Linked DNA regions of Homo sapiens: region 1 is linked to region 2. Evidence: chromatin loops called from intact Hi-C (ENCODE). Cell type or tissue: endothelial cell of umbilical vein. All regions are shown on one strand. Each heading gives the region's core, and the rest is flanking DNA. Links, peaks and the distances in the headings are about the cores only. Region 1 holds the start of ATG101 (autophagy related 101). Region 2 holds the start of SMIM41-AS1 (SMIM41 antisense RNA 1).

Region 1 (14,208 bases), core at 897-3,396, 50 kb after region 2:
GTTCTATTCAGTTATTCTGATTTATTTATTTATTTTATTTATGAAATGGGGTCTCACTCCATCACCCAGGCTGCAATACAGTGACACAATCTCTACTCACTGCAACTTCTGCCTCCCAGGCTCCCATCCCAGCCTCCCAAGCAGCTGGGAACACAGGCGAACACCACCACACCTGGCTAATTTTTTGTATTTTTGGTAAAGAAAGGGTTTTGCCATGTTACCCAGGCTGGTCTCGAACTCCTGAGCTCAAGAGATCCACCCGCCTCGGCCTCCCAAAGTGCTGGGATTACCGCACCCAGTCCAGTTATTCTTTCTGCTGAAGAATCTGTCTCTTAGTGCTTCAAACCACTTTTAGTTTTAGTTTTGGTACCCAAAGCCACACAAAATAAGTCTCACCTCTTTTCCACAAGTGAGTTTTTATTTAGGGGCAGCTATTCCACCACCCCCTCACCCCTTCTACAGGCTGAAGGTCCCCAGTCCTCAAAAACATGTCTGTTCCACATCACATCTTATCTGCATGGAATCCTAGCAGCTCTCCTCTAAGTATATTTCACTCATCTGGTTGACAGATGGTGAATATAAAAAGTATATTTCAGTTTGTGTCTGCCCCTTTTAAACTGTTGCTCAGCACAGGATACAGGGCAACGGTCTGTGGACCGCACAGAGATCAGGCCAGCTCTGCCTCTCAGCTGGCGATCAGCTCGCGTCTACCTGTACTATCAAGCACCATCACGTTTTGTTTTTGTCTCTACCACTAGGCAAACAATTCCTATATTCTGCTTATAGGGCAGAGACTATATTCCATTCATCACTATAATGGTAATTCCTAGTACCTTCTACAAAACAACTGCTCAATTGAGCCCAACCCAGGAATTCCAGGTTCTTCCAGGGGTTGCTGGATTAGTTTCTCCTACATGCTTGGATCAAGAAGGAGAAGGGCTCTCTTGCTCGTTTTGCCCTCCAGTTTTACTCCATCCAGCAGTTTTCTTCCCATCTAGAGACTCCCGGCTCTGGTCCGGCTCCCTTTCTTCCACGACTTCTCCCTCTTGTGTCCCCCGCAATCGTTCACACAAGCCACACATCTCACTTGTGCCCCAAGCCTGGGCTCCTCCCTCATTCTACGTGCTATTTTAGGATCCACTCCTCCAAGAAGTCAGTCCTGACCAACCCCATTCTCCTTCCCACAGCTGCCACATTTGGTCTGTGAAAACCTTGTTGTCCCCTGCCCCACACAGTGAGCAGTGAGCAAGCAGGGCCCACCAGAGTAGGGTCTGGAAAGTCTCGTCCCTCTTGTCCCCCCGAGTGGCAGAGGCTAACAGCCGCCTTCTCAAGCCTGGCTGGAGCACAGGGTGCGCCCATTCCCACCTTGAGTGTAGAGTTTGGAGCACGGATTCCTCAAGCTCGGCTCATGCCCTTCCTCCTCCTCCTCACGCCCTGGTGCGACCTCCGCAGGTACGCTTCAACCTCCGCACGGCGCTGAGCCACAAGAGACCAGCTAAAAGCAAAACCAGAAAACTTACTTGGCTCCATATCAAGAGACTCGGGACGGACGCAGGAAGGAATTCCCGCCCGGGTCCCGTATCCCCCGCCGCCACTACGCGCGAACCTCCACAGTCCACGTAACCAGGGAGGAACGGACTCCTCGGGTGTCTCGGGGGCGGCGCCCCGCGCCCAGGCTGGCTGGACTCGGAAGCTGGAGGAGCGCCCGCGTTCCACTGCCCCGGGGGATGCCCACGCCGGCACAGGAGAGGGGGCACACGGTTAAAACAGCTCCCACCTCCCCCAACCACAGTCCACGACCAGCCTCTCAGATGCCACCACTCTCCCGGCAGGCTCCAGACCACCTGGGTCGGAGGCTGAGCCGGGACCGGAAGCCGCACCGCCCCCCGCGCGCCGGGAAGCTCACCAGATCCCACGGCCCCGGAGGGGGCACCTGCCCAGCTCGCCGGGCCCCCGCACGCATGTAGCCGCCCACAACATCCGCGTAGTCACAGAAGCACACGCAGATAGTCATGCGTTGCTCTCTGATCTGGGGGCTGCTCCTTTCGTGGTTATGTCTCGGATTTTAAGAGTTGATGGTGATGAAGATCCCCCTCATGTGGACGAGTCCATTCAGCCCACCACCGAGAACGCTGTGGTGTTTCGGCCCGTACAACTCACTTCCGCCATAGAGACTGGAGGGAAGGAGGAGCCCTACGGGCTCTCGGCCGCCTCCCTAGGCCGAGCGGAGTCATCGGCGGCGAGCCTGGCCGGGAGACGCTGACGCGGTGCCCAACTCAGTCCGGACTGAGAGGTCTGGAAGGAACACTGATCACCGCAAGATGAGGGGCGTACCCCGTAGAGAGAGGTCCTGGAGATGAGCCCACACCGCTGTACTGCAGGACGCCCAGTGGATGGCAAAACTTGAGTTTGTTGAATGTGCGTAACAGACGGGATCCCTGGCCCTCCACCCACACAGATGCTGGAGAAAGGGGCTTCATCTCTCAGTGTTGCCTTTATGCAGCAGCACTACTTGATACCCCATGGTGACCAATCTGGTGACAGTCCTTCGGAGGCTAGTAATTCGGCCATTGCTTCTCTGCGTGACCCTCAACATCACTCATCCTTTCTGATGCTCTCTATAAACAGGTGGCTGTTGTGAGGATCACAGGAGATAACTCATATGAAAGATTTCTGTGACCTGTAAAGTCTAATATGAATACAAGTGTATTTTTAGTGCTGTGTAACTTCCTGGAGCGCATTTGGTTCTCCATGTAGATTGTAAGCCCAGAGCAGACAGGGCTTCGAGAGCTCGGTTAATGCACCCACCTCCAATAGGAGGCAGTATTTTTTTTTTTTTTTTTTTTTTTTTTTTTTTTGAGACGGCGTCTCGCTCTGTCGCCCAGGCTGGAGTGCAGTGGCGCTATCTCGGCTCACTGCAAGCTCCGCCTCCTGGGTTCACGTCATTCTCCTGCCTCAGCCTCCCGAGTAGCTGGGACTACAGGCGCCCACCACCACGCCCGGCTAATTTTTTTTGTATTTTTTTTAGTAGAGACGGGTTTTCACCGTGTTAGCCAGGATGGTCTCGATATCCTGACCTCGTGATCTGCCCGCCTCGGCCTCCCAAAGTGCTGGGATTACAGGCGTGAGCCACCGCGACCGGCCAGGAGGCATTCTTAAGGTGTTAGCTGGGGATTACCATGCTCATTTTCTGGCCCATTGGGGTGCCTCACGCCTGTGATCCCAACATTTTGGAAGGCTTAGGACAGAGCATCACCTGGGGCCGGGGGTTCAAGACCAGCCTGGTCGACATAGTGAGACTCCCATCTTTAAAATAAAAATTAAAAATTTAGCTGGGCGTGTTGGTGTACCCCTGTAGTCCCAGCTACTTCAGAGGCTGAGGTGGAGGATCACCTGAGCCCAGGAGGTTGAAGCTGCAGTGAGCTATAATCACGCCACTGCATTGCAGGCTGAATGACAAAACAAGATCCTGTCTCAAAAAGAAAAAAAAAAAAAAGTCGGGTGTGATGGCTCATGCCTGTAATCCCGGTACTTTGGGAGGTCGAGGCTGATGGATCACTCGAGGTCAGGAGTTTGAGACCAGCCTGGCCAATATGGTGAAACCTCATCTCTACCAAAAATACAAAAAAAAAAAAAAAGCCAGGTGTGGTGTCAGGCACCTGTAATCCCAGCTACTTGGGAGGCTGAGGCAGAAGAATTGCTTGAACCTGGGAGGTGGAGGTTGCAATGAGCTGAGACTGCACCACGGCACTCCAGCCTGGGCAACGGAGAGAAACCCTGTCTCAAAAAAAAAAAAAAAGCTGATTTTTCTAACACATGCTTTTATTTCCCAAAACGATAATAGATAACATTTATTAGGTGGAATGGAAAGGTCATGATTTTAAATACCATATATGTGTACATATAAATTTAAACCTGATACTAATCAATCCTGCAATATAGATAAGAAATTGGGCCGGGCATGGTGGCTCACGCCTGTAATCCCAGCACTTTGGGAGGCCGAGGCAGGTGGATCATTTGAGGTCATGAGTTCGAGACCAGCCTAACCAACATGGTGAAACCCTGTCTCTACTAAAAATACAAAAAAAAAAAAAATAGCCAAGCTTGGTGGCACACACCTGTAATGCCAGCTACTCCGGAGGCTGAGTCAGGAGAATCGCTTGAACCGGGGAGGCAGAGGTTGCAGTGAGCAGAGATCACACCACTGCACTCCAGCCTGGTGAAAGAGCGAGACTCCGTCTCAAAAAAAAAAAAAGAAAAAGAAAGTGACTGGGGAGAGGTTAAGTAAGTGGCCCAAGGTCATTCAGTAAATAACAGAGCCTTGAGTTCAAATCGAAAGCTCTTTGCCACTATGGGAGCTCTCTTTCTGGCTGGCTTCTTCAGCCAACTCTCTCCTATGTACCACCACTCTCCAATACACCCCCACCCACCAGTGGTGTCCTGATAAATGCTTCACACCTGCTCTCTGGTAAGGGAAATGCCTTGATTTGTAGCATTTGCCCATTTCCTATCATAGGTGATTTCAAACTACAAGACATCAATGAATGCAGAGTCCAGAACGGATGGATGATTGCATCTTGATCGTCAAGGTTAAAATCAGCCCTTGAGGGCCAGTGCCAGCTGGCTCCAGCACACCACTGTCACCACCTCACCCTTAGGCTTCCCCCTCCCATTCAGTTCTTCGAAACCTGGCTGCACAAGCTCCTCCTCAGGCTGGCCTTTCCACCATCATCTGCTCCCTATCCTCTTCCCTTCCTCCCCACAGTTCTGCCCTTTTTCAGCCCTTGCCTCTTATCCCAGGTGTGGGTGCCTCTCCTGGGAGAAAGAGAAAGCTGCCTGCCCTACACACCAGCGACCTCTTCGGGAGGCTGCACAAAACCAGACGGCAATCAGGAGGAAATATTGAGAGGGAAGGGTCTGTAAGAAGCTGAGAGAGGGACCAAGGGAGGTTGGAACCAGTCCTGGAGTGGAGGAGGTGCCAGAGCCCATCCCCAGAGACTGCCAGTGAGTAAGGGAAGTGACTGATCTCTCTGGCCATCCACACACTCCAACTCAGCCCTTTGCGACCACTAGCCTGACATCATCATCATCATCATCATCATCACTACTACCAATCATTGAACCTTGCTAGGTACAATGCCAGCACTCATAGGCCCTATTGTGCTGATTTTTCCAACTACCTTTCAAGGTAGATACAGTCCACCTCCCCGACACTCCACTCTCTGATTTACTTGATATTATAACTGAAGCCCAGTCATACATAGTGATGCATAGTGGTTTCCTGTGATGCTTAATTTTACGTGTCAGCTTGACTGGGACACAGGGTACCTAGACAGTTGGTTAAGTATGATTCTGGGCTTGTCTGTGGGGTGTTCTGATGAGCCTAACATTGGAATTGGCAGACAGTGAAGCCGATTTCCCTTCCCGGTGTGGAGGGGCTTCATCCAATCAGTTGAAAGCCTAGTAGAACCAACAGGTTGACCCTTCAGTGAGTAAGGGGAACTCCTGCCTGACTGTCTTAGAACTGGGACATTAGTATTTTCCTGCTTTCAGGTTCCAACTGCCTTCAGATAACTGCTTCTCCTAGGTCTCAAGACTGCAATGACACCATCAGCTTTCCTGACTTCAGATCTTAGGACTTGTCAGCCAGCTCCTTATAATAAATCCCTCTCGGCCGGGTGTGGTGGCTCACACCTGTAATCCCAACACTTTGGGGGGCCAAGGCAGGCAGATCACCTGAGGTCGGGAGTTCGAGACCAGCCTGACCAATATGGAGAAACCCCATCTCTACTAAAAATACAAAACTAGCCAGGTGTGGTGGCGCATGCCTGTAATCCCAGCTACTCAGGAGGCTGAGGCAGGAGAATTACTTGAACCCGGGAGGCGGCGATTGTGGTGAGCTGAGATCTCGCCATTGCACTCCAGCCTAGGCAACAAGAGCGAAACTCCATCTCAATCAATCAATCAATCAATCCCTCTCTTTCTGCCGCCACATATGTATGGGGGAGAAACTCTCTCTCTACATTATGTGTGTCTATGTCCTACTGCTTCTGTTTCTCTGGAGAACCCTGACTAGTACACGTCCAAGGCCATGCAGCTGCTCTTTCCTCCTTCCACCAGTGTTTTCACCCACTTATGTCCCTACTCCGGCACTCACCTTTCCATGGAGCCTTGCCTACTGGACTGGGGAACATAAGGAAGGCTGAGTCCTCTCACCTCTTTATCTCACATGCTGACCCACACTTGCCTCTTCCTACCTCCCTGAATTCTTACAGGGAAATTCTCACTGCAACCCTGGGTCTCAGCCCCTCTGGTAGTCCCATCAGGGAGGGGAGGGAGTGGTTAAAAAACTGGGATTGTGTGGGATGAATTATCTCATTCTATGCCCCTACCTCTGATGATCAAGACGTAATCGTCTATTCATTCATTCATGCCACACGTGGAACTGTCCACATGCCAGGCCCTTGTAATACCTTGTGATGCCAAGGGGGACAAGTCACAGTTCTAGCCCTCTGGGAGCTCAGAGTCTTCAGAGGAGGTGGACCAGGAGATACCTGTGGGTAAGAAAACCCAACAAGTGGTATGAAAGAAATGGCAGCAGGTTTTGTGGGGACCCAAGAGGGCCAGGATGGAGAGATGCTGGTTACCTGGAATAAAAAGTGACACATTCAGGCTGGATGCGGTGACTCACACTTGTAATCCCAGCAATTTGGGAGGTCGAGGCGTTGGATCACCTGAGGTCAGGAGTTCGAGACCAGCCTGGCCAACATGGTGAAACCCCATCTCTACTAAAAATACAAAAAGTAGCTGGGCCTGCTGGCACGTGCCTGTAATCCCAGCGACTCAGGAGGCTGAGGCAGGAGAATGGCTTGAAACTGGGAGGTGGAGGTTGCAGTGAGCCAAGATCATACCACTGCAGTCCAGCCTGGGCAACAGAGAAAGACTCTGTCTCAAAAAACAAAAAACAAACAAATAAAAAACAGAAAGCAACACATTCAGAGTGAAGAGGAGTCCCAAGCCCTGCTCTCAGCAAGTTGGGAAGTGACCAGGCACCAGGAGAAAACGAGGACAGCTTGAGAGAGCACCAAGCAGCAACCTAGGGAGATGGCAGGGAAGGGGGTTGATTCCAGGAGGAAGTGGGAATTATTCTAGGAAAGCTCCCTGGAGAAGAGGGAAGAAAAAAAACAGGGGGCGGGGGCAGAGAGTAGAAACTGAGGGTTCTGGGGGTGAGAGAGGCAAGGATAAGAGAGAGCAGATTTTCAGCCCGAGCCCAGAGCCACAGCTGCCAAGCAGACAGGCGACTGGCTCAGACTCTCCGAGCCATGCCTGCAGCAGAGGCCTGTGGGGAGACCTTGAAGGCCAACCCAAGACCTTGGGAGTAGGCAGCTGGCTTCGCCTGGTGAATGTGGCCTCAAATGGCCCCAACTCATCCTGGTGTGTGCCCAGGGGAGAGCTGAGCCCCAAAGCTGCCCCTGCAAGCCACCCCAGCTGCTCCAGCGCTGACCCCAGTGGCGTCACAGGGAGTGACTCAAGCCCCAGCAACAACAATGAGTGGGACTGACGTCAGGCCAGGGCTCCTGATGGTGGCCAGGCTGGCTGGAAAGCCAGCACCCTGCCTGCTGACCCTCCAGCCTGGGCAGGCTGAGGGGGTGAGGAGGACCAGCTGTCCCTCTCTGACATCTGCCCCCTGGACCGTGGGCAGGGGCTCTTCCACCTCCCACCCTTTCTGGGATGTCACTTCCAGCCCCCACCCTCCCTGACGGGGAAAATGTCTGGGCGGATGAAAGAGTGGCAGAGAGCGTGAGAAAGGGGCACCTCCCAGCCCCAACCTGCCAACCTCACCAGGCAGCCCGGAGACTAGGACCAAGCCGGGAGCAGCTTGTGTGCTGTCTGTTCTCCTGAGGACCCAGGGATCTGTCCATGTTGGGGAAGTGTTTTGTGGCTTTTTTCTCTTTTTTTCTTTTTTTCTTTTTTTTCCAGAAAGGTCTGTGTTTGGCCAAGTTGGGGTAGAAGCCGGGCTTTATTTCTGTGCCTCCGTCCCTCGGGGGTGCGGGACTGTCTCTCCTTGCTGCAAGATCTATTCCTTTGGCAGGCCGTTCTGAGCATCTGTCGTTCTTTAAGGAAGAGGATTCTGGGCGACTGTGCTTGCAAACGGTTAGGGGGCTGTTTATCTGCCCCAGATAAGGCAGTCTCTATATCTGCCACTGGGGAGCTGTTTTTCTGTCCCTGCTTTCTTGCGGGGCAGGGGCCATCTCTATCTGTCCTTGTGGTATCCCAGCTACCTGGGGCCCTGGGGTGGAGTCCAGGTTTCCTGCTTGGCTATGCCAAGGCTGGGCTCCCTGATTGGAGGCCTCTTTCCTCTGATGTTCTCCAGGCTAGGAGTGCAGCAACAGTCAGCACCCTGCCCGCCTGGCTTGCAGCTGGGCACTGCTCCCTGCTAACGCAGCATGTACCAGGACAGGCCCCCCCGCACTCCCCTCCCTGTCCCAGCTGCCACCCCCAGCCCCTGCGGCCACGCCAGGCCTGATTTATGGTCCTGAGTTGGGGCTGGACAGTGCCAGCGCCTGGGTCAGACCTTGAGGAGACCTCAAGTGGCACCCTTGGTCTGGCAGGGTCAGGGCCCAGGAGGAGACGACGGGGAGCCAGGGTGCTGGGGAGGATGAACACAGCAGGGGCCCAGGAGTGGCCGGCAGGAGGTGGAAGCCAAGGCCAGGGCCTCCAGGGGCCCATAGGCTTCCCGCCGGCTCCAAGTCCAGCTGGGGACCTGGAAATGTGCCTCCTGCCTTCAGAAGGTCTCTGGCTTGTGTGGGAAAGGAGATATTGGAGAGTGAAAAGGGCTTTTCCTCTGCTTTGCACTGACTCCTTCCTGTACCCACCATCAGAGGCTGGAGGTTTCAAAGTCCCACTGGCCAGCCTAGGCCAAACCAGACAGTCTCCCATCCTGGGGCCCAGGAAGAGGCCTGAGAGCCTGAAGCTGGAGCAGGGATGGAGGCAGAGGTTTGGGGCAGAGACTGCAGCCCAGAGCTGAGCACTGGCTGCCCCGGGGAAGACAGAGCAGCTGCTCCCTGAGCTATGAGGCTGCAAGGCCAGGCCCCTGAAGGGCTGGGTGCCAGATAGACACCCAGGGCTCACCCCTTCAACCTCATCCTCTGAGGAGGCCCAATGGCCCTGGGGCTCTGCTGCACTCAGGGACTTGTGAGAGAGGGGCTGGGGCTCGTCCAGATGTCCAAGCTAAAACTCTCTTAGGATCCCAGGCCCAGCTCACACAAGGCCACCCAGCACTGCCTCACCAGGGCACAACTCTGACGTGCCTGGCACAACTGCCTCATGGCTGCAAAAGGATGTCACTGCTGACTGTCCAGGGACCACACAGTGGCCACCTGCCTCTGACAAGTCTCTCTCAGGCTGCCCTCTGCAGCAGCGGAGCTGCTGCCACACAGCTGAGCATGCTGGGTGCTCAGAGCAGGCCATGTGGACAGGACACCCCATTATAGCACGGTCTCCCATGACCTTCAGGTGCTTCTCACATCCTGGAGGCTGACCCTTGCCACACCCCTCCATAACCAAGACCAGGTGGCTGGAGCCCAGGTGTGGGGCAGCTTCCTCCACACTGGCCTCAGGGAAGGGCTACAGGCAGAGACCCCCGGAGTACAGAGCTCTCCCTCAGTCCCTAGACCTCAAAGCCACCCCTCCCCAGTCACAGTGGCACCTCAGGGCTGGGGAGGGGGCCAGGGGCCTCTGGGCACTGGGCCCAGCGTGGGTGGGGTGGGGGAGACAGAGAGGCAGGCTTCCTGGGTCTCCGCGTGAGGACAAACAGCAGACTTTGAGGCCTTGGAAAATCCCGCCTGGGATTCCAGGCCCTGCCGGCGTCACTGCCTTTTGACTATTGTCCCCGTCGGAAATGGGCCCAGCCCCCGGCCAGCCTGGACAGAGCAGCCATTGTGAGGCCCCATCAGGCTCAATGCCCCCTTGTTTGCCCTCCCATCCCATAGCAAGAGTTGGAGGCCAGTTCTTCCAGTTGCTGAGTGGAAAGAAAGGGCCTGCCTCCGGGCTCCAGCCCTTGGGCGGGGCAGGGTGGGGCAGGGTGGGGCTGGAGGAACTAGCCCCCCACCCCGTACCCTAATTGCCAGGGTCCTGAAAAGGAACCACCATCAATGGAGCTTCTTATTTTTGAGGCCCTGGGCAGGGAGACCTAGTGGTTAAGTAGCCAGATGCACCCAGCTCAGCTACTCACAAGCCAGGTGACCTTGGGAAAGTCATATCCTTTCTCTGAAATGAATTCTCCTCTTTTGTAAAAACAAAAGCTAATATTTATTGGGTGTTTGCTGTGTGCCAGGCACTGTGAAAAACACTTTGTATGTATTCACTCCTATAATCTTTATAGTAACTTCATAAAATAGATTCGTTTTCTTATTTCTAGGTGAAGACACTGAGGCACAGAAAGATTAACAAACTTGCCCCAAATCACACAGCTAGTAAGAGCTGGAGCCCAGATGTAAACCCAGGCCTCGGGCTCCAGGGTCCTTGCTTTCACCACTCTCCCATGGTGCCCCTGTGAGGTGGGAATAGCCAGGCTGTCTTCATGGGATGGCAGCTAGGGCTGGAAATCACAAGCGTCTGATGAAAAGAATCTGCCAGCGTGAACCCTAATACCCGCCAGCCTCATCCATAGATATAGAGATGCTCCCTCGGCCCCACTCCACTCCCAGCCCTGGCCCCTCCCTGAGCATCTGAGCAGCCCTCTTGCCTTCCCCAGTGCCTGTCCTGTCCTCACGTCTGTCTGTGCTAAAGGCAGGGAGCTGGAGGTGAGTGACACAAAGGAAAAGGACTCGGTCCAGCCAGCTGGCGGGAGATTTCCCAGCAAGCTCTGCTCCTAACCAGCCTCACCTCCCCACTGAACAGATGGGAAACTGAGGCTCGGTGAGGAGGAGGGACTTCTCAGAGAGCAGCATGGAGTTGGAGGCAAACAGAAGCCCACCTACTGATGGCCCCATGTCGTCAGGCGCGGGTGCAGCTGACAAAGCCTCGCTCAGGGGTCTGGGGCTGGGTGGGCGATGCCAGGGATACATGTTTGGAAGTCCACAGCACTGCTGGGAGCATGTCCCAGGGTCGGGACCGTGGTCTCCCTACCCCAGCCTCACTCGGACCTTCAGCAGGCCTGAGGCTGGACTGTGCTCCCAGAACCTGAGTGAGGGTATGTGGATGGGGGCTCCCTGCAAGCTGTGGCTGGAGCACCAGGGAAGGCCCCTGCTTCCCCCCATCCACAGCTGAGAGCCCTATTCTGTCGGGCCCCATCCAGTAGGAGCTGCCCCTCAGCCAGCCACTTCCCAGGAGCCATGGAGGTGGAGACTTGGGGGGTCCTGGGCCAAGGGCTGTGAGGAACACGTGTGAGGGCACTGCCTTCAGGCCTCCTGCTGGGTCCTAGAGAAGCAAACAGTGAGGCTGGGTGAGCACCGAGCACAGGAAGGTGCCAGACCCTGCATGATGACCAACTCCCATGGGCCTCAGGTTAGGTCCATCCACATGTTTCTCAGAAGGGTGGCCCCAGGCCACCTGCATCACAAGCACCTGGGTACTTGCTAGAACTGAAGGTTTGGGGCCCCCTCACCTCCCCAGATCTGAGTCTCTGGGGGTAGATCCCAGGAATCTGCATTTTAAGCCAGCTGACTAAACAACTGACGAGCCTAGGGGGTTGGAGGGCCTACGTGGGGACACGGGCACAGGTAGGGACTTCAGTACAATCTTCTTGCCGAGAAGGTGAGGGCCGCCAGATCCCTGGATCTTCTTGCTGGGGTGGCAGGAGAGTGGGGAGGAATGTTGAGAATGGGGATGTTAAAACCCTGAATGTAACAGCTACTACCAATTTGGGCTTACTTAAACCCAGCCCATGCTAAGCATTACACACACACTCCTCTGACCGTAAAAGCTCTGTGAGGCTGGGTCTATTCTTGTTTTATGGATGTGGAAATCAAGAATCAGAGAATATATGTCCAGTTTAGGAAACATGACAACCCTGAGATCTGCGGCTAAGTCTATTGCTAGGGCCCTGCAGTGACCCCTGGGCTAGTCAGCCACTGCAGACCCCAGCAATGAGCCAGGCACAGCTAGCCAGGCACAGCTAATGCAGGCTTCCCACGTGTTAGAAATTAGTCTAAGTGCTTTGCATAACAACCTCGTGAAGCAGGTGTCATTATTATCCGCCTTTTACAAATGAGTACACTGAGGCCTGACAGCTCAGGCTGGTAACATCCAAGTTTCATCTTGAGCAGCCCATCTCTTATGTAATGATGGGGTGTGTCTGGTGGGGGAGTGGGGAGGGGGCATCAGAGACAGACTGAATCTCAGTTCCAACTACATGTCTATTTTTTATTCAATATATTAAATATATTAATCAGAAAAGTCACATACTATAAATCCAGGAAAATACACAAATATAAATGTCAGAATCTGTCATTTGTCTTCTTCCTAGAGTGACAGTTTATGTACATGTGGAAGGAGGGTAGGAAGAGAGAGCCAGCAGGAGGCTGGAAAGGCTGCCCAGGAAGGCGGGGCCCATCCCTTCCTCCCAGCCCCGCTCCCACCTCAAGCTCTTTCTTCCTGTATTTACAGCAGCACTGGGCTTATTTACAGCACGGCGCTATGTGTTAAAAACGGTTTATCTTACAAAAAACATAAAGGCCGGGGCCAGGCTGGGGGGGATAAGACAAATCGTGGGGTCACCCCCATGAAGGCATCCCCCTCCCCAAGGGCTTGAGCTCCCTGCAAACCTCCTGGAGCAGGTGAGAAGGTGGAGTCATTCTGCAGCTCAAGCCCAGGCTTGGGGGTGCTCTGGGGGTCCGTGGACTAAAGGCACATGGGGTGGCATATGAGAGTGCGCATGTGCACACGTGTTCCCAGGCAGGGGTCAGAAGGGCAGCGTGTCCATGAAGATCTTGTCAATGATGGGTGGAGGGGGCACCAAGTCCTCCAGCTTGAGGTAGAAGATGCGCTGCAGGCCCTGGGTGCACAGGGTCCGCAGCTCGGGCAGTTTGCCCAACAGACGTGACAGGCAGCTGGCTGGCTGGGGCTCGCCCGCCACAGCTGCCACGTGCTCCTTCAGGCAGCTGGCGATGCGGTTCTGCAGCTCCTCCACCCGCCGCGGCTCCTGCAGCCCATGCCGGTCTGCGGGAAGGGTACAGGATTAGCTGTACATCTGAGAACCAGGCCCCCAAAGCCCCAGCCTCCCCCAGGCCCCTAAAACTGCTGCCCCTGACCACCCCTCATGCTCTGCTGGCACTTCACAAAAGCGCATTCACATGTTGGCCATTAGTAAGCATCGTCACAAGTCTGAGAAGCAGTAACCCTCATTATCCTCATACTCCAAGTGAGAACCCGAGGCCCAGGAGGCTAATGACTTGCCCAGGGTCACAAACGGGAAATAAAATCCTAACCTACGTTTTCTGGCTAGATCATTGGGTTTTTAAAATCTAGACTGTTCTGAGAAACCCAGCCTCAGAACTCAGCACTCCCTCAGCCCAGAGTACCTCTGATTGTGTTCTATATCGTTGGGTCCCCTGTGCAATTTAAGTGAAAAAATGAACGAGGGTGGATTCTTTCCTTTAAAAAACAGAGAAATCTGAAAACCTCTGCATTCAACACCAGATTCCATCCTGCAGAACTACATTTACATAAAGTCCAAAACAGGCACAACCAATCTGATCTGCACTGTCAGAAGTCACAGTGAAGGGCTAGGCGTGGTGGCTCACACCTGTAATCCCAGCACTTTAGGAGGCTGAGACAGGAGGATCATTTGAGCCCAGGAGTTCGAGACCAGCTCGGGCAACATAGTGAGATTCCCATCTTATTTTTAAAATATTTAAATAAAAAGTAGTGGTTACCCTTGGGGAGGGCAAATGACTGGAAGGGGGCACAATAATGGGTTCTGGGGGGCAGTTATGTGCTCTTTCTTGACCAAGGCGCTGGTTGGGTAAGTGCGGTTTATGAAAATTTACCATTTGTGTACTTTTCTATATGCAGCATAATTGACAGGAAGGTTTTAAAAACAAGCCAATACCCTAGGCCACATACATGACACCTGCAGTCTGGATCCTGACAGTCTGGGACCAAAGGCTGTCTTGCGCTTTAGAGCTGGATGCAGCTGAGCCCATCTGCAATTCCTATGGTCCCTACTTTACTGCTGGCATGAGCCCGGGGCAGTGCAGGGGCCCA
Region 2 (17,042 bases), core at 7,842-10,341:
CCACTTCAGCCTCCCAAAGTGCTGGGATTATGGGCATGAGCCACTGCGCCTGGCCTTATGTATACATTTTACTGTTGATGGGCACTTGGGTTGTTTCCATTTTAGATATTACAAATAAAGTTACTATGAACATCCTTGACCATATCTCTTGGTGCTCATATGCATGCATTGCTGTTGGGCATAAGCCTAGGATATAGGATATGAGAATCTTCATCTTTGATATTTAATGTCAAAATAGTTTCCAAAGTATCTCTACCAATTTGTGCAACCCCCAGCAATGTGTGAGAAATTCTGTTTCTCCAAATCCTTATCAATTCAGTCTTTTTTGTTTTAGCCATGCTGATGGAAATGTAGAGCTAGCTATCTCATTGTGGGAGGTTTGTTTGTTTGTTTGTTTGTTTGTTGTTTTTGTTTTTGTTTTGAGACAGAGTGTCGCTCTGTCACCCAAGCTGGAATGCAGTGGCGCAATCTCAGCTCACTGCAACCTCTGCCTCCCAGGTTCAAGTGATTCTCCTGCCTCAGCCTCCTGAGTAGCTGGGATTACAGGCGCCCACTACCACCCCTGGCTAATTTTTGTATTTGTAGTAGATACTGGGTCTCACCATGTTGGCCAACCCTGCCCTCAAGTGATTCACCCACCTCAGCCTCCCAAAGTGCTGGGATTACAGGCATGAGCCACCACACCCGGCCTCATTGTGATTTTATTTTGTATTTTGTTGGTAACTGGTGAGGGTGAACAACTTCTCATCCTTATTGGTTATTTGGGTATTATCCTTTGTAATGTGCCTGTTCAAATCTCTCAGACTTTCCTAGTGGGCTGTCCATCTTTGTCTTACTGATGTATAACAGTTCATTTTTATAGCTTTGTTGAGAAATAATTGATACACAAAAAAAAAAAACCTGCACATGTTTAACGTCTGCAATTTGACGAGTTTGGACATATGCATACACTGTGATACCGTCACCACAATCAAAATAAACATTCATCACTTCAGATGTTTCCTGGTGTTCCTTCCTCTCAGCTTCTCTTGATCATCTCCCCACTCTCTCTCTCCCACCTTCCCCCGTGATCTCAGAGGTCCCAGCGTCTCTGATCTTTAGAGCTCCTGCTTGCATCTCACATCCAAATAATAATAGTCCAACAGTCACAGGTGGTTAAGAGGAGATCTGGCCTTTGCCAGGCCCTCCCTAAAATCCTCTGGGACCATTTCTGAAGAAACTGTCCCGTTGCCAGTGTGTCCTCATGTGGAAGGGCCAGGCTACTTTCTTATGGGCCTGGGCCCACCCTCAATCAAGGTTGCCCCAGGCTCTCAAAACCAAAGAGTCAGCATATACTCAATTCAGACCTGCCTCAAAAGGGATCGAGAAGGTCCCCAGGGATGCCCCTCTGCTCACAGTGAGGAAGACCTTAGACATGCCCGTGCCAAGCAGCTGAGCCCCCACCCTGAATTCCTCCATTCCCGTGAATCCCAATCTCCACCTTCAGTGAGACAAAACACAGCTTATTACCCCCACGCTCTGCCTTCTAGGTTTTGTTGGGTTCCCAAATCCTTATCAACACTGTATCAACACTTATGGAGCTAGAAGTCTCCATAATACTCACCCCTCCCCCAATCCTTCCTCCATCCATAACAAGCATAATGCAAGCTCACAATTATTGAGCACTTACTAAGTGCCAACCTCTATTCTCACCCTTTGCGTGCATTAATTTAAACATCCAACTCTTCCAACACCCATATAGCAGTTACTATTACTATGCTGATGCACAGAGAGGTTAAGTGACTCCCCCAGGGTCACACAGCTTCTGATTGGTGGCACTGCAATCAGTGCCCAGATTCCTGGTCTCTCTGCACCCGAAACTGCTGCAGGGGCCTCTACCACAAGCTCAGGGCTTGCTGCCTCGCTTCCCTCACAACATTGCTCTGCTTCCTTCTTGCGGAGAAAGTCTTGTGAACCCTCCCTTTCTGCCCCGGCTGCTGGGAGACTACAGACAATGCCGATACTCATGCACAGCAATGGTACCACCCCTCGTGGCCACCAGGTCTGCTTCTTCCCTCATTTTCTGTTTTATCCGTAATGATAGACTGAGAATGTAGGAGGCAACATCCTTCAAAGATGTAAAATGCTAGGCCACAGAAAACAGAGACTGTAAAAGGCAGACCCGAGCGGCAACAGATGCCATGATTACGTCTCGAGGCAGCCAAGGGGAAGAAGAAATCTGATCCATTACTATCTGCAGGAAGCAGACTGTTTGCTCTGCAGGGACAAAGTTTTCCCCTTACAATACATTCTCATAAAATTGGCTCACTTGGGCCTTCCTGTAAGGAACGCTGAGGGATGCGATGGATTGGTTATGGCCTGAAAAATCACTTTCGCAGCAAAAGGAAAGCATACTTCATGTGACTGTTGACCAACACAGAGGACACCACGCCAACAACCTCAGGGATGCAGAGTCCTCCAGAAGAGAGGCCAGCGTGGTCCAAGGACACACTCTCCCAGGGCAGAGGGTCTGGTCAGGGCCAGAACTCGGAGTACCCGGCAGCTGGCTGGACAGTTCAGCCCTTCAAAGCCCTGCTCCGAACACCCTCCACCCACTTTTGTTTGCCGAGGAACTGGCTGTCCCTTAAGTCCAGAGACTGGTTGTCCCTTGAGTCCAGGAACTGGTTGTCCCTTGAGAACAGGGACACAATCTTTCTATCTCTGTAATTCAGCCCCTGCCCCACCCTCAACAGCTGAGGTGACTGGAAAGGGTGGGTGGGTGGATGATCCAGGCAGGTCCCTCAATCAAAAGAAGTGGCAGACACTTCTTTTGTCCCCTAGCTTCTGTAGAAGTCATGGAGCCCTAATTGTAGTTGGGCACATGGCTGCCTGTGGTGCTTCCTGGCACCCCTGGAGACTGGGAGAGTCACACAGCTGAGTCCTGAGCAACAAGAGGGGAGTAGAAGTGATAAGCTGGGGACACCCTCTCCCTGCCTCGTCCCCTCTCTCTGGCTAGAACACAGAGGAGGTGGTGGCTGGCCATCTCAGATCAAACTTGTCCATCAGCCTTCAGAGCAACCAGACGGAAAGAGCCTGAGGCACTGGCCCTGTGCAGCTGCTGTTCCAGCCCTGAAAGCCTCCTGCCAAGACTATTATGTGAGAGAAGTCCAAGCTTCCATGTTGTTTAAACCACTGTTGTTTTGAGCCTCTAATGCAACAGACAAGTCTATAGATGAGCTCATGTCCCAGGAGCTACCAATGAAATGCCACTGCCTTCCCCCAGGGCCACCTGGCTGGCACCTGAGCACTGTGTCCACCTGCATGTCTTCCTGGCACAGTCTCCACTACCAACACTCCCAGAGGGAGAACAGCCCCCCACAAGGGACTTAACACCATCCCTGTTTTACAGATAGGGAAACTGAAGCTCGGAGGAATGGCCAAATCTGCCTGAGGGCTCAATAGCAATGGCTGGTGGAGCCAGTCCCAAATCCAGGCCTGCCAGCTGCATGGTGTTTGCTCCCCTGGGAGAGCTGGCTCCTGTTGTTCACCTGCTCAGCCAAGCAGAGACTGCCTGCGCAGTTAGCGGTGGAGGCCCTATTTGTGGGGAAATGCCTGGATAAGCCTGTCTGGAGGCCAGGCCAGCACCTAAGGTCTGCAGGGCAGGCTGTGACCAGGAATCAGAGGGAAGCTCCTTTGCATTATAAAGGGAGAAACAGTGGGGACGGGGTGTTGGGGGCTGGAAAGGAGGGGGAAGGGGGGAAGGGAAGACCGGTGAGAACAATGGCGGGAGGCTGCCTTCCGCACCTCTCAGTGAGGTCTTCCTAAACATCACAAAACACTGCAGTCGTGGGATTTCTGCAGAGCCGGGTGAAGACACTTAGCCTTGTGATGGGGTCCACTTGTGACCCGGCTGCCACGTGAAGGTGGCACATACAGTGGAGGGGAAGTGAGCCACACATTCGGCAGATCTCAGAAGGTGCATCTGGGAATGTGACTCTAACAGGGGCCGGGCCCCACCACAACCCACTGATGTTGGAGTCAGCAACCAGCCCACAGCAGGGCTCTTGCAGGGACAGTGACCCCACATTGCACTGAGGTGCTGCTGTGTTCTGAACCACCTCCAACATCATGGACTACAACAGCCATCACTGTATTATGTTGCAGAGTCTGGGGAGGTCAGGGGTTTGGAATTGGGTGTAGGGTGTGACGGGGTGAAGCCTGGAGCCTCAGCTGGGAGCACTGGAATGACTGGGGGTGACTGGGACGGCTGGGTTGGACTCACTGCTCCAGCTTCTTCACTCCCATATCTGGACGGGACCACGGCTCAGCTAGGACTGTCAACTGAAGCACCTCCAGGGAGCCTCCCCATGGCTTCTCATAGCTTGGCAGTGAGGTTCTCAGAGGGAGTGTCAGAGAGGGACACCTGAAGAACAGCATTTCGAGAGACCCAGGCCAAAGCTGCCTGGCCTTTAACGACCTGCACTTAGAAGTCATGTGGCCTTTGGGCGCTGTGGCTCATGCCTGTAATCCAAGCACTTTGGGAGTCTGAGGTAGGCAGACCACTTGAAGCCAGGAGTTCAAGACCAGCCTGGCCAACATGGCAAAACCCCATCTCTACTAAAAATACAAAAATTAGCCAGGTGTGGTGGCAGGCGCCTGCAGCCCCAGCTACTTGGGTGGCTGAGGCAGGAGAATCGCTTGAACCTGGGAGGCAGAGGTTGCACTGAACCGAGATCGCGCCACTGCATGCCAGCCTGGGTGACAGAGTGAGACTCTGTCTCAAAAAAATGGAAGAAAGGGCCGAGCACGGTAGCTCATGCCTGTAATCCCAACACTTTGGGAGGCCGAGGCAGGCAGATCACAATGTCAGGAGATCCAGACCATCCTGGCTAACACGATAGAACCCCGTTTCTACTAAAAATACAAAAAATTAGCCAGGCATGGCGGCGGGCACCTGTAGTCCCAGCTACTCAGGAGGCTGAGGCAGGAGGATGGCGTGAACCCAGGAGGTAGAGCTTGCAGTGAGCCGAGATCGCACCACTGCACTCCAGCCTGGGCGACAGAGCAAGACTCTGTCTCAAAAAAAAAAAAAAAAAAACGGAAGAAGTCTCTTGGCCTTGCATCCCCTGTGCTCTATTGGTGGCAGCAGTCACAAGCCTGCCCAGTTTCAAGGGGTGGGGACATAGACCCCACTTCCGTGGGAGGAGTGTCAAAGAATGCGGGAGCTTGTTTTAAACTTCCATGCTCCATAACACCATAAGCGACTCCCTCTTGAGGTCTCTCCTTAGCCAGCTCAGGTCTATGATTTCAGCGTGTCCTAACATCAAAAAATAACTCCCCTTCCCACAGCTGATGCTTGGAATTCCCAGCAAGAGATCAAAGGCTTTGATCTGGAGGGGACTTTTATTCTAAAGCAGCTCCTCCCAGCCCCTCTCCCACCACCACCCTTGAGTCGGCACTGGGCCCTGACGCCCCTTCTGCCTCCATGTCAGTGGGCTCGCCAGGCCTCTGCAAGGAGCAGCTTTGGCTGAGGGAGGATGGAACACCTGGGCCATTGTGTGTTTACCAAAAGTCCATCCTGACAGGATCCTGGGAAGAGTGAGGAGAGAAGGAGAGTCTAAGGTCCTGAAGGTCAACTCAGCCAATGTCACCATTTAGCCAGAGGCTGCTCCTCCCAGGAGCTTCTGCTTTATGCCCCAACTACACTTTCCCCTCCTGCCTCACACTGGCTTCTATCACACAGGACTCCATCCAGCCCTGCACCTCTGGGGTTCCTCCTACTTCCTACCGCCAGTCCACTGTGGCCCTCCCTTTTACGGCCAATGGTCCCAAAGATCTATTTAGAAGTAGATTCAACATCCTGTTTTATCCATCCAAGCCAGCTTTTGCTGTGTACCTACTGCCTCAGCAGTGCAGAAACAAACCATTCTAGGTAAAAAAAAAAAAAAAAAAAAAAAAAAGTGGGAGCGAGTGGGGCACAGGAAATCAGGTGCTTGTAAAATCACAGGAGTGGGTGGTGGGTGGCAGCTGGATAGGCAGGAGGCTTCCAGTGGGACTGTTGAGCTCGAGGACACACCCACCCACCACCATGCTGCCATCTGCGGATCAATAATCACTGCACTGCCTTTGCCGCCACCATAACTGCCAGAACACCCAGGACACTCGTGACCAGACACTAGAACACAGAGTTCAAAGGCCACAACCACTTTCTACAACCCTGCTGGTCAGCAGAAGCAGCGGCAGGAAGATGGCCTTCACCACACCAAATCCAGCCGAGCACTGTCTATTAGAGGCGCCCAGTGTGCTCTAGCTGCAGGGAGTTTGGGAAGTGCATTTGGCTTTCTCATCTCAGCAGTCCATAAAGACATGTAGAAGGAGGAAGGATGGGTACTGAGGGCTGGGACACTGTGCCCAGCACACATGAAGGAACCGTCATCTGTGCTCCTGGAGCTCCTGGGAAGCTGGAACCTTCCTTTTCTTCCCAGGGGGGGGTTGGCAGAATTCTCTGTTCTCTGGGCACCATCAGAAGACCTGGTCTCTGTCACCACTGTATATGTCCTCTGGTTTATTTCTCCCACTGCTGTTTTGCCACCTCTAGAGCCGTAGATTGCCCCATAAACCTCCTGGCTACTCAGCAGGCTGACACCTTCTCTGCTGGAAAGTGGAAGAAGATGAGTGCCACGGGCTCCCTTTGCCACTGCATCCATTAAATCTCCCGAGGACACACTTACCAGGCATGCACATTTCTTTACTGACATGTTTGAGCAATTTCAAGAGGGAATTATTCCTCTTCTGAGAAAAAACTGTTAAAGTCCCAACTGACTTGGAATTTCCCTTGAGTTTCAAGCAAAAATGTACCTAAAGATCCCGGGCCTTCCCAAGGAAGTGACTCCCTACCCACAGTATCCCCACTCCAGCTGCTCTCGGGGTCTCCCCACCCCCCAGCAACTCCCTCCTTCTCTCCCTGCCCGTCAGGAAACCACCCTGCTCCCAGCCTCCTTCACCTTCACCTTCCTTCATCATCAGCGTCAGATCTGAGTCCTGCGGTTCTAAATAGCACCCCAGGCCTCAGCAAGTGGAGGGTAGGGGAAGAAGAGGCAACTCCTTGTTGCCGGTCCTCAGCAGCACCGTGGGAGGGGGCTTGGAGGGAGAGAGGGGTGGGGTCTTGGAGGGAGAGAGGGGTGGGGGGTCCTGGGGCCACAATGAACCGAATTCTGGCATTTGGTTCCTTCTCAGGACCTCCCACTAGAGGGCGCGACGGTCCCGCCGGTTCCTTGCCAGGTGGCTCCAGCTGCGGCGGACATCAGAGCATCTCCCAGGGACTAGAAGTTCAGACTAATGAGATTGAGAAAAGAGCATTTCCACATTTGCAAGGCGCCTGTGCTGCTCCGGAGGTCCCCATTACTCTGTCCAGAATCCTTTATTGCTTCCTGGTCCCCGAGGGCCTGCTGGAACCAGAATGCGAGAAGGGCTCTGCGCGGTTGGCCTTCCTGGACTCACAGCTTCCCTGTGAAGAACCTAGCGGGCTCTGCAACGCCCTGGTCACCCTTTCAGAGTGTTTGAGAGCTTATATGGGATATGTTTAAGCTGAGACAGGTCCCCAGCCACCCACAGCACGGGTAAGGGAGCATGGGCAGGGGACCCTCGGGGCAAGTGTTCCAGGCCATGCCCAGCCTCAGAGGGCCCTGAGGCTGGCGAGGGCAGCGTGCTCAGAGGAGATGGAGGCCAGTGCGGCTGGAGCTGGGGGGACGGCGAGTGGGGGCCACCACCTCCCCAAACTTCTCCATTAAGTAGCTGTGGGCAGAGACTGTTCCTCCCCGAGGCTGGAGGAGGGAAAGAATGGGGGTGCCTCTCGGATTTTTACCCACTCCTACCTGGGGGCAGGGTTGCTGCTGCCTCCCGGCTAACCACCTGTGGGAAAGTAGACAGATCCTCCCCAGCAACCAGCCACTCCTCCTTTTCCTCCTAGCCAACTGTCACAGGTGTGTGAACCGCAGCAACTCCATCTTGAATAGGGGCTGGGTAAAATGAGGCTGAGACCTAACTGGGCTGCATTCCCAGATGGTTAAGGCATTCTGAGTCACGGGATGAGATAGGAGATCAGCACAAGATACAAGTTGTTCAAGACCTTGATTATAAAACAGGTTGCAGTAAAGGAACCAGCCAAAACCCACAAAACCAAGATGGTGACAAGAGTGACCTCTGGTTGTCCTCACTGCTGTACACCCACGAGCGCCATGACAGTTTACAAATGCCATGGCAATGACAGGAAGTTACTCTGTATGGTCTAAAAAGGGGAGGCATGAATAATCCACCCTTTGTTTGGCACATAATCAAGAAATAACCATAAAAATGGGCAACCAGCAGCCCCCAGGGCTGCTCTGCCTATGGAATAGCCATTCTTTTATTTTTTTACTTTCCCAATAAACTTGCTCTCACTTTACTGTACGGATTCGCCTTGAATTCTTTTTTGTGCAAGATCCAGGAACCCTCTCTTGGGTTCTGGATTGGGACCCCTTTCTGGTAACACAACCACTCCTCCTTTCCTTGGTAACATCCCTAATTTTACTTCTGGTGTACACACCTCCCCAAGCGATCCACGTCTTTGTTGGGAACTGACTCCTCCATGGGCTCTAGGTTGCGCATACAAGGTTCTCGCTCTGTCGCCCAGGCTGGAGTGCAGTGGCGCCATCTCGGCCTACTGCAAGCTCCGCCTCCCGGGTTCACGCCATTCTTCCGCCTCAGCCTCCCGAGTAGCTGGGACTACAGGCGCCCGCCGCCGCACCCGGCTAATTTTTTTTTTTTTTTTTTTTTTTTTTTTTTTTTTTTTTTTTTTGTATTTTTAGTAGAGACGGGGTTTCACCGTGGTCTTGATCTCCTGACCTCGTGATCCGCCCTCCTCGGCCTTCCAAAGTGCTGGGATTACAGGCGTGAGCCTCTGCGCCCGGCCTGATGTAGGCTTCTTAGTTGCTTCCTCGCCCTCCTGGGAGAGCTTCCCAAAGTCTCTCCCTCCCGCCAGGGACCTGCACCAGGTAGCCCAGGCCCTGGGAGCGGCTATACTCTTAGGGCCACACGGGGGCGCCAGCCTCAGGCGGCTGCACCACGCCCGCCTGGAACAGGAGACCCCAACACCCCAGAGCGCAGTCAAACCGCCCTGCACTGGCCAGTTACTCTGGCTGATAAGCCCCCTTCACTCCTTAGCCCCAAGTGAGTGAGGTGCTTCCTCGCAAATGAAAATCTGCGGCCAACCCTGAGTCACTTCTTAAGATGCGGGCTCCCATCAGCTCCCCAACCCCAGCCCCACCCCTGAGTGCCGCCTCCCGAGCTAGGCCTGGAGAGTGCAGACAGGAAGGAAGCGCAGCTGGACCTCACCCAGAGAGGGGGACAGATTATCAGCAGGGTGGGAAGTGCTACAGGGAGCCCTCAAGGGCATCCCGCGTGTGCGGGTGATGCAGGCAGGTGCATGGGGGAGGGTGGGGTGCTACCAAACCCCAAGTGAGCCCTGTTGGAACTGAGCCTGGGGTGAGCCGGTAAACAAAGTGTCGGGAGGCGCTTCAAGCTTCAGGGCCAAGGGCCCCAGAGCATGAAGGTAGAGACAGCCAGGTGGAAGTGGCTGGAGAGGGTGCACATGAGGACAAACAGGAGGAGGGGCAGCAGGAGGGTGAGGTGGTGACAAGGGCGGGGAGGTAACCTGGACCAAGGAGACTGGACTCTAGCAGGAGGGAAATGACCCCCAGGGCGGGCTTAGGCAAAGTAAACATGATCACAGGGCAACATGCTCCCACAGGACTTTCTGCAGTAAGGAAGTGTGGCTATTGAGCCCTTGAAATAATGAGGCTAGTAAGACGCAGGAACTAATTTTTAAACATTATTTCCTTTCAATTAATTTTTTTTTTTTTTGAGACGGAGTCTTGCTTTGTCACCCAGGCTAGAGTGCAGTGGTGCAATCTTGGCTCACCGCAACCTCCACCTCCCGGGTTCAAGCAGTTCTCCTGCCTCAGCCTCCCAAGTAGCTGGGACTACAGGCACGCGACACCACTCCCGGCTAAATTGTGTATCTTTAGTAGAGACGGGGGTTTCACTTTGTTGGCCAGGCTAGTTTCGAACTCCTGACCTCAGGTGATCCACCACCTCAGCCTCCCAAAGTGCTGGGATTACAGGCATGAGCCACTGAGCCTGGCCCCTTTTAATTAATTCAAATGTAAATAGCTGCACCAGTTAGGAGGCTGTGAAGATGGTCCAGGTGAGGGAGGGTAGGGGCCTGAAATGGGGAGGCAAAGAAATGGGGAGGGCATGGACTCTAGGATTGTCAGGGCACTGGCTATTTAATATTTAACTTAACCACTCAGCCAGTACTGAAACAGTTGTTATGGAGGCCTGCGTTCGTGAGACCTGGCATGCCACAAGTGAGTAGAGCCAAGAAATCATGGAGACCCACTGAAAGAGGGGAAGGAATGCTCAGGGCCTTGGAGGTCTCCTGGGGGTCTGGCCGGGGCAATGGGGTGCTTATGTATCATCACTAGGAACAGAAACCCACGATGAATCAGCTTGGAGATGACAAGTGTGGTTTTGAACACATGGAAACTGAGAGGTCTTAGGACATCCCAGTGAAAGCATCTGGTAGGCTGTTCTGTGTATGGCTCTGATGCTCAGGAGGGAACTGAAACTGAAGACAGCCCTGTCAGTCATCAGAGGTCAAAAATCGGCAGCCCATAGGCCAGCTTCAGGTCACAGATGGAGGTTTAGACTGGCTCACACCATTGATCTCCCGAAGTGCTGGGATTACAAGCACTGCGCCTGGCCTCATCCTACCCACCTCTTCTTTTTTTAAAATTTAAGTTTTTCCATTTGCTGTACTTCATGCCAAGTATACACTCCCCTCCTGCCTGTTCCCAAGCCAGGGACCAAGGACTACAGGCCGGTACAGGATTTGCGCTTGGTTAATCAAGCTACAGTGACTTTACATCCAACAGTACCTAACCCGTACACGTTGTTGGGATTGCTGCCAGCTGAGGACAGCTGGTTCACCTGCTTGGACCTGAAAGACGCTTTCTTTCGTATCAGATTAGCTCCCGAGAGCCAGAAGCTGTTTGCCTTTCAGTGGGAAGATCCGGAGTCAGGTATCACTACTCAGTACACTTGGACCCGGCTTCCCCAAGGGTTCCAGAGCTCCCCCACCATCTTCAGGGAGGCGTTGGCTACAGACCTCCAGAAGCTTCCCACCAGAGACCTAGGCTGCGTGTTGCTCCAGTACGTTGATGACCTTTTGCTGAGACACCCCACGGCAGTCAGGTGCGCCAAGGGAACGGATGCCCTACTCCAGCGCCTGGAGGACTGTGGGTATAAGGTGTCCAAGAAAAAAGCTGAGATCTGTCGACAGCAGGTACGTTACTTGGGATTTACTATCCGACACGGGGAATGCAGCCTGGGATCAGAAAGAAAGCAGGTCATTTGCAATCTACTGGAGCCTAAGAGCAGAAGGCAAGTGAGAGAATTCTTAGGAGCTGTGGGGTTTTGTAGACTGTGGATCCCAAACTTTGCAGTATTAGCCAAGCCTTTGTATGAGGTCACAAAGTGGGGGACCGGGAACCTTTTGAATGGGGATCTCAACAACAGCAAGCCTTTCATGAGTTAAAGGAAAAAACTTATGTCAGCCCCAGCCCTGGGGCTACCCGATCTGACAAAGCCTTTTACATTGTATGTGTCAGAGAGAGAAAAGATGGCAGTTGGAGTTTTCATCCAAACTGTGGGGCCCTGGCCGAGGCCAGTGGCCTACCTCTCTAAACAACTAGATGGGGTTCCTAAAGGATGGCCCCTGTGTTTGAGGGCCTTGGCAGCAACTGCCCTGCTAGTACAAGAAGCAAATAAGCTGACTCTTGGGCAAAACCTGAACATAAAGGCTCCCCATGCTGTGTTGACTTTAATGAATACTAAAGGACATCATTGGCTAACGAATGCTAGACTCACCAAGTACCAAAGTTTGCTCTGTGAAAATCTCCGTATAACCATTGAAGTTTGGAACACCCTAAACCCCACCACCTTGCTCCCAGTATCAGAGAGCCCTGTCGGGCATGATTGTGTAGAAGTGTTTGACTCAGTTGACTCTAGTAGATCTGACCTCCGGGACCAGCCTTGGGCATCAGTAGACTGGGAACTACACGTGGACGGGAGCAGCTTCATCAACCTACAAGGAGAGAGATGTGCAGGGTATGCAGTGGTAACCCTGTACACTGTTGTTGAAGCCAGATCGTTGCCCCAGGGCACTTCAGCCCAGAAAGCTGAACCCATTGCTTTAATTTGGGCCTTAGAACTCCATGAAGGTAAGACTGTAAACATTGACACTGATTCTCGGTATGCCTTTTTAACCCTTCAAGTGCATGGAGCATTATAGAAAGAAAACGGCCTATGGAACTCTGGGGGAAAAGACATAAAATATCAACAAGAAATCTTGCAATTATTAGAAGCAGTATGGAAACCCCACAAGGTGGCAGGTATGCATTGCAGAGGACATCAGCGAGCTTCCACCTTGCTGGGTTTGGGGAATTCCCGCGCTGACTCAGAGGCTCGAAAAGCAGCATCTGCCCCCTTCCGGCAATCAGTCACAGCCACTCTGCTCCCTCAAGCACCTGATCTTGTACCTACTTATTCTAAAGAAGAAAAGGACTTTCTCCAGGTAGAGGGAAGGACAAGTGATGGAGGAAGGATGGATTCGGTTACCAGATGGGAGAGTAGCTGTGCCACAGCTGCTAGGAGCTGCAGTTGTACTGGCTGTGCATGAAACCACCCATCTAGGTCAGAGTCACTGGAAAAGTTGTTAGGCTGGTATTTCTACATCTCGCATTTGTCAGCCCTTGCCAAAACGGTGACACAGCGGTGTGTTACCTGCTGACAGCACAATGCGAGGCAAGGTCCAGCCGTTCCGCCCGGCATAAAAGCTTATGGAGCAGCCCCCTTTGAAGATCTCCAGGTAGACTTCACAGAGATGCCAAAGTGTGGAGGTCAGAAGTATTTACTAGTTCTTGGGTGTACCTGCTCTGGGTGGGTGGAGGCTTATCCAACACGAACTAAGAAAGCTCGTGAAGTAACCCGTGTGTTTCTTCGAGATCTGATTCCTAGATTTGGACTGCCCTTACGGATCAGCTCAGATAACGGGCCTGCGTTTGTGGCTGACTTGGTACAGAAGACGGCGAAGGTATCGGGCATCACATGGAAACGGCATGCCGCGTACCAGCCTCAGAGTTCCGGAAAGGTGGAGCGGATGAATCGGACTATCAAAAATAGTATTATTATCTTTCCCACTGGATATTAAAAACAATACCACAAGGGGCATCAAACCACCTGCCAAATTTGAGGGAATGTTATTCTGTCCTCCCCCCGCCCCCGGATATTAGAGACAATAACATAGGGGTAATGTAAACCCACTGCTTTATTGGGAGAAGTATCATCCTCTCCCTTCTTGGATATTAGGAACAATATCACAGTGTGCGTGTACGCCTGTCACAAAATTCAATGGAATGTCATCCTGTGCCTCCCTGGATATGACGAACAATGTCACGGGGGATGTACAACTTCTGAGATATTGGGAGTGATACCATCCTCTCCCCTCTGGAAGTTAGGGACAATATCACAGGGGTAGTGTACACCCTCTGTGATGTTGGGACTAATATCATCCTCCCGTCCCCTGGATATTAAAAACCATATCACAAGGGGTGTACACACACTTCGATATTGGTATTAATACCATCCTCTCCCTCTTTGGATATTCGGTGCAATATTTCAGGTGGGGTATACACCACCAGCAATACTGGAAGTAATATGATTTTCTCCCCCCTGGATATTAGAAACAATATCACAGGGGGTGTGAACAACCCCTGCAATATTTGGAGTAATATCATCGTCTCCCCTCATGAATATTAAGAACAATATCGTAGGGGGGGCATACACCCCCTTTGATGTTTGATATCATCCTCTTCCCCGCTGGATATTAGGAACAATATCAGGAAGGGATGTACAGATCCTGCGACATTTGCTGTCATCTAATTGTCTCTCCCCTAGATATTAGGAAAAATGTAACCGGGGATGTGAACACCCCTGCGATATTGGGAGAGGTCTCATCCTCTCCCCGCTTGGATATTAGGAACAATATCACAGCAGGGGTGTACTGCCTCTGCGTTATTGGGAGTAAAATTATCCTCTCTTCCCCTGGATATTAGGAAGGGTATCAGAGGGGGAGGGTGTACATTCCCTGTGGTATTCAATGTAATCTTATCCTCTCCCTCCCAGGGTATTAAGAACAATATTAGAGGAGGGGTGTACACCCTCTGCGATATTGAGAGTCATATCATCCTCTTTCGCTCTGGATATTACGAACAATATCACAGGGTTGTGTACACCCCCTGTGATACTGGGAGTAATATCATCCTCTCTCCCTCTGGATATTAGGAAGAGTATCACAGGCTGTGTACACCCCCTGCAATATTGGGAGTAGTATCATCCTCTCTCCCTCTGGATATTAGGAAGAGTTTCACAAGGATGTGTGCACCCCCTGCGATATTGGGAGTAATATCATCTTGTCGCCCTCTGGATATTAGGAAGAGTTTCACAGGGGTGTGTACACTCCCTGCAACATGGGGAGTAATATCATCCTGTGCCCCCTGGATGTTAAAAACCAAATCACGGGGGTTGTACACCTGCTGCGATATTGGTAAACGTTACTTCTAGTATCCCACAGAGGGTACACCCTGTGATATTTTTCATAATATCATAGGGAGATATTGCTTCTAATAACACAGTGGGTGTACACCATGTGTGTACACTCTGTGATGTGATAGCTTATATCCTAGGGAGATATTCCTTCTAGTATCACAGTGAGTGTACACCCTGTGATATCATTCGTAATATCCTAGAAAGATGTTGCTGCTAATATCACAGAGGGTGTGCCCCCAGTGACATCATTATTCGTAATATCCTAGGGAGATGTTACTCCTAATGTCACAGGGGTGTACACCCTGTTATATTATTCGTAATATTCTAGGCGGGTGTTACTTTTAAAGTCACAGGGGTGTACACCCTGTGATGTTATTCATAATATCCTAGGAAGAGGTTACTCCTAATACCACATGGGTTATCCTATGAAGAGGTTACTCCTAATATCACACTCCTAATATCACACCCTGTGATAGCATTCAGAATATCCAAAAGGGATGTTACTTTTAATGTCACATGGGGTGTACACCTTTTGATATTATTCGTAAGATCCTAGGGACATATTACTTCAAATATCACATTGGGTGTACACACATGGTGTACACATTATGTGTGAACACCTCCTGTGATATTATTCATAATATCCTAGGAAAATGGGACTCCTAATATCACAGTGAGTGTACACACTGCGATATTATTTGTAATATCCTAGGGGAATATTACTCCTAAACCAAAGGCGTGTGTACCCCCTGTGATATTATTCGTAATACTCTCATACACTCACAGTATATGAGAGGGATATTAGCACTGAAGTCACAATGTGTGTACACCCTGTGATATTATTCACAATATATGAGGGAGGTATAACTTTTACTCATGATGTTCTAGAAAGATGTTACTCCTAATGTCACAGGGGGTGTACACCCTGTGATATTACACAGGCTAAACCCCTGTGACATTATTCGTAATATTTTAGCGGGATGATACTCCTGAAGTCACAGGAGATGTACGCCCTGTGATATTATTCAGAATATTCCAGGGGGATGTTACTCCTAATGTCACAGGTGTGTATACCCTGTGATATTATTCACAATATACTAGCGGGATATTACTACTAATGTCACCATGTGTGTACACCTTCTGATGTTATTCGTAATATCCTGGGAGGATGTTACTCCTAACATCACAGGGGTGTACACCCTGTGTTAATTATTAGTAATATTCTAGGGGGATTTTACTTTTAAAATCACAGGGGGTGTCAACACTGGGATCTTATTCGTAATATCCTAGGAAGATGTTACTCATAATGTCACCTGGGGTGTACACCCTGGGATATTATTTGGAATATCCTAAAGGGATGTTATCTTAATGTCATAGGGTGTGTACACCTTTGATATTATTCGTAATATCCTAAGGAGATATTACTTTAAAAATCACAGTGGGTGTGCACACGTGGTGTATACCCTGTGATATTATTCACAATATATGAAGGAGGTATAACTTTTAATGTCACAGTGGGTGTACACACTGTGATATTATCCGTCATATCCTAGAAGTATATTATTCCTATTGTCACAGGGGTTTAACATCCTGTGAAATTATTTGTAGTAATCCAGGGGGATGATTATCCTAAAGTCACAGGGTGTGTACACCCTGTGATATTATTCATATTATTCTAGGGGGATGTTACTCCTAATGTCGCAGATGTGTATGCGCTGTGATATTATTCACAATATACTAGCTGGATATTGTTACTAATGTCACAATGCGTGTACACCTTGTGATATTATTTGTACTATCCTAAGGGGATGTTACTCCTATTGTCACAGGGGGTGTGCTTTCTGTGCTATGATTCGTAGTATCCCAGGGGGATGTTACTCCTACCATACAAATTGTGTACACTTTGTTATATTATTCATAATATCCTAGAGGGATGTTGATCCCCATGTCACGAGGGTGTACATCCTGTGATGTTATTCTTCACATTCTAGGAAGATGTTAACTCCTAATATCACAGAGGGTGTACAATCTGTGAAGTCATTCATAATAGTTTCAGGGGATGTTACTCCTAATGTCACACGTAGTGTACAAACAGTGATATTATTTGTAAAGTTTTTTTGGATATGTTACTCCTAATATCACAGGGGCTGTACACCCTGTCATATTATTCTTAATATCCTAAAGAAATGTTACCACTAATGTCACAGGCAGTGTACACCGTGTGGTATTATTCCCAATATTGTAGGGTGATGTTACTCCTAATGTCACAGAAGGTGTTCACACTCTGATAACATTCGTAATACCCTAAAGCGATGCTACTACTGATGTCACAATGCAGGTACACAATCTGTTATTAT

What was found. Hi-C counts contacts between places; a loop is a spot of excess contacts. Peaks named below come from ENCODE experiments on the same cell type or tissue, not always from the same donor. Only the 100,000 strongest peaks of a DNase experiment are listed, where the experiment ranks them.
Region 1: it touches region 2 in a loop (7-fold over the local background); 4 of 110 quality-filtered maps call a loop at or near these places.

The regions. Positions count from the first base shown.
Region 1 is chr12:52,057,641-52,071,848 of GRCh38, reverse strand. ATG101 (autophagy related 101) reads right to left here and starts at 1,871. Exons shown (of 4, transcript NM_021934.5): 1 at 1,607-1,871; 2 at 1,366-1,495. NR4A1 (nuclear receptor subfamily 4 group A member 1) reads right to left here. Exons shown (of 7, transcript NM_173157.3): 7 at 12,346-13,161. The coding sequence ends at 12,905. It overlaps NR4A1AS (NR4A1 antisense RNA), which reads left to right and starts at 12,349. Exons shown (of 2, transcript NR_170321.1): 1 at 12,349-12,748; 2 at 12,816-13,099. RefSeq lists enhancers at 1,523-2,238, 2,116-2,405. In endothelial cell of umbilical vein, for the core only: a CTCF peak has its summit at 2,214; a DNase peak (open chromatin) is centred at 2,168; H3K4me3 peaks cover 1,575 bases; H3K27ac peaks cover 1,815 bases.
Region 2 is chr12:52,112,213-52,129,254 of GRCh38, reverse strand. SMIM41-AS1 (SMIM41 antisense RNA 1) reads left to right here and starts at 11,037. Exons shown (of 4, transcript XR_007063312.1): 1 at 11,037-11,362. RefSeq lists enhancers at 10,126-10,175, 10,206-10,265, 10,276-10,415, 10,736-10,975, 12,339-12,548. In endothelial cell of umbilical vein, for the core only: a CTCF peak has its summit at 9,067 (motif pointing right); no DNase peak of the experiment used is centred there.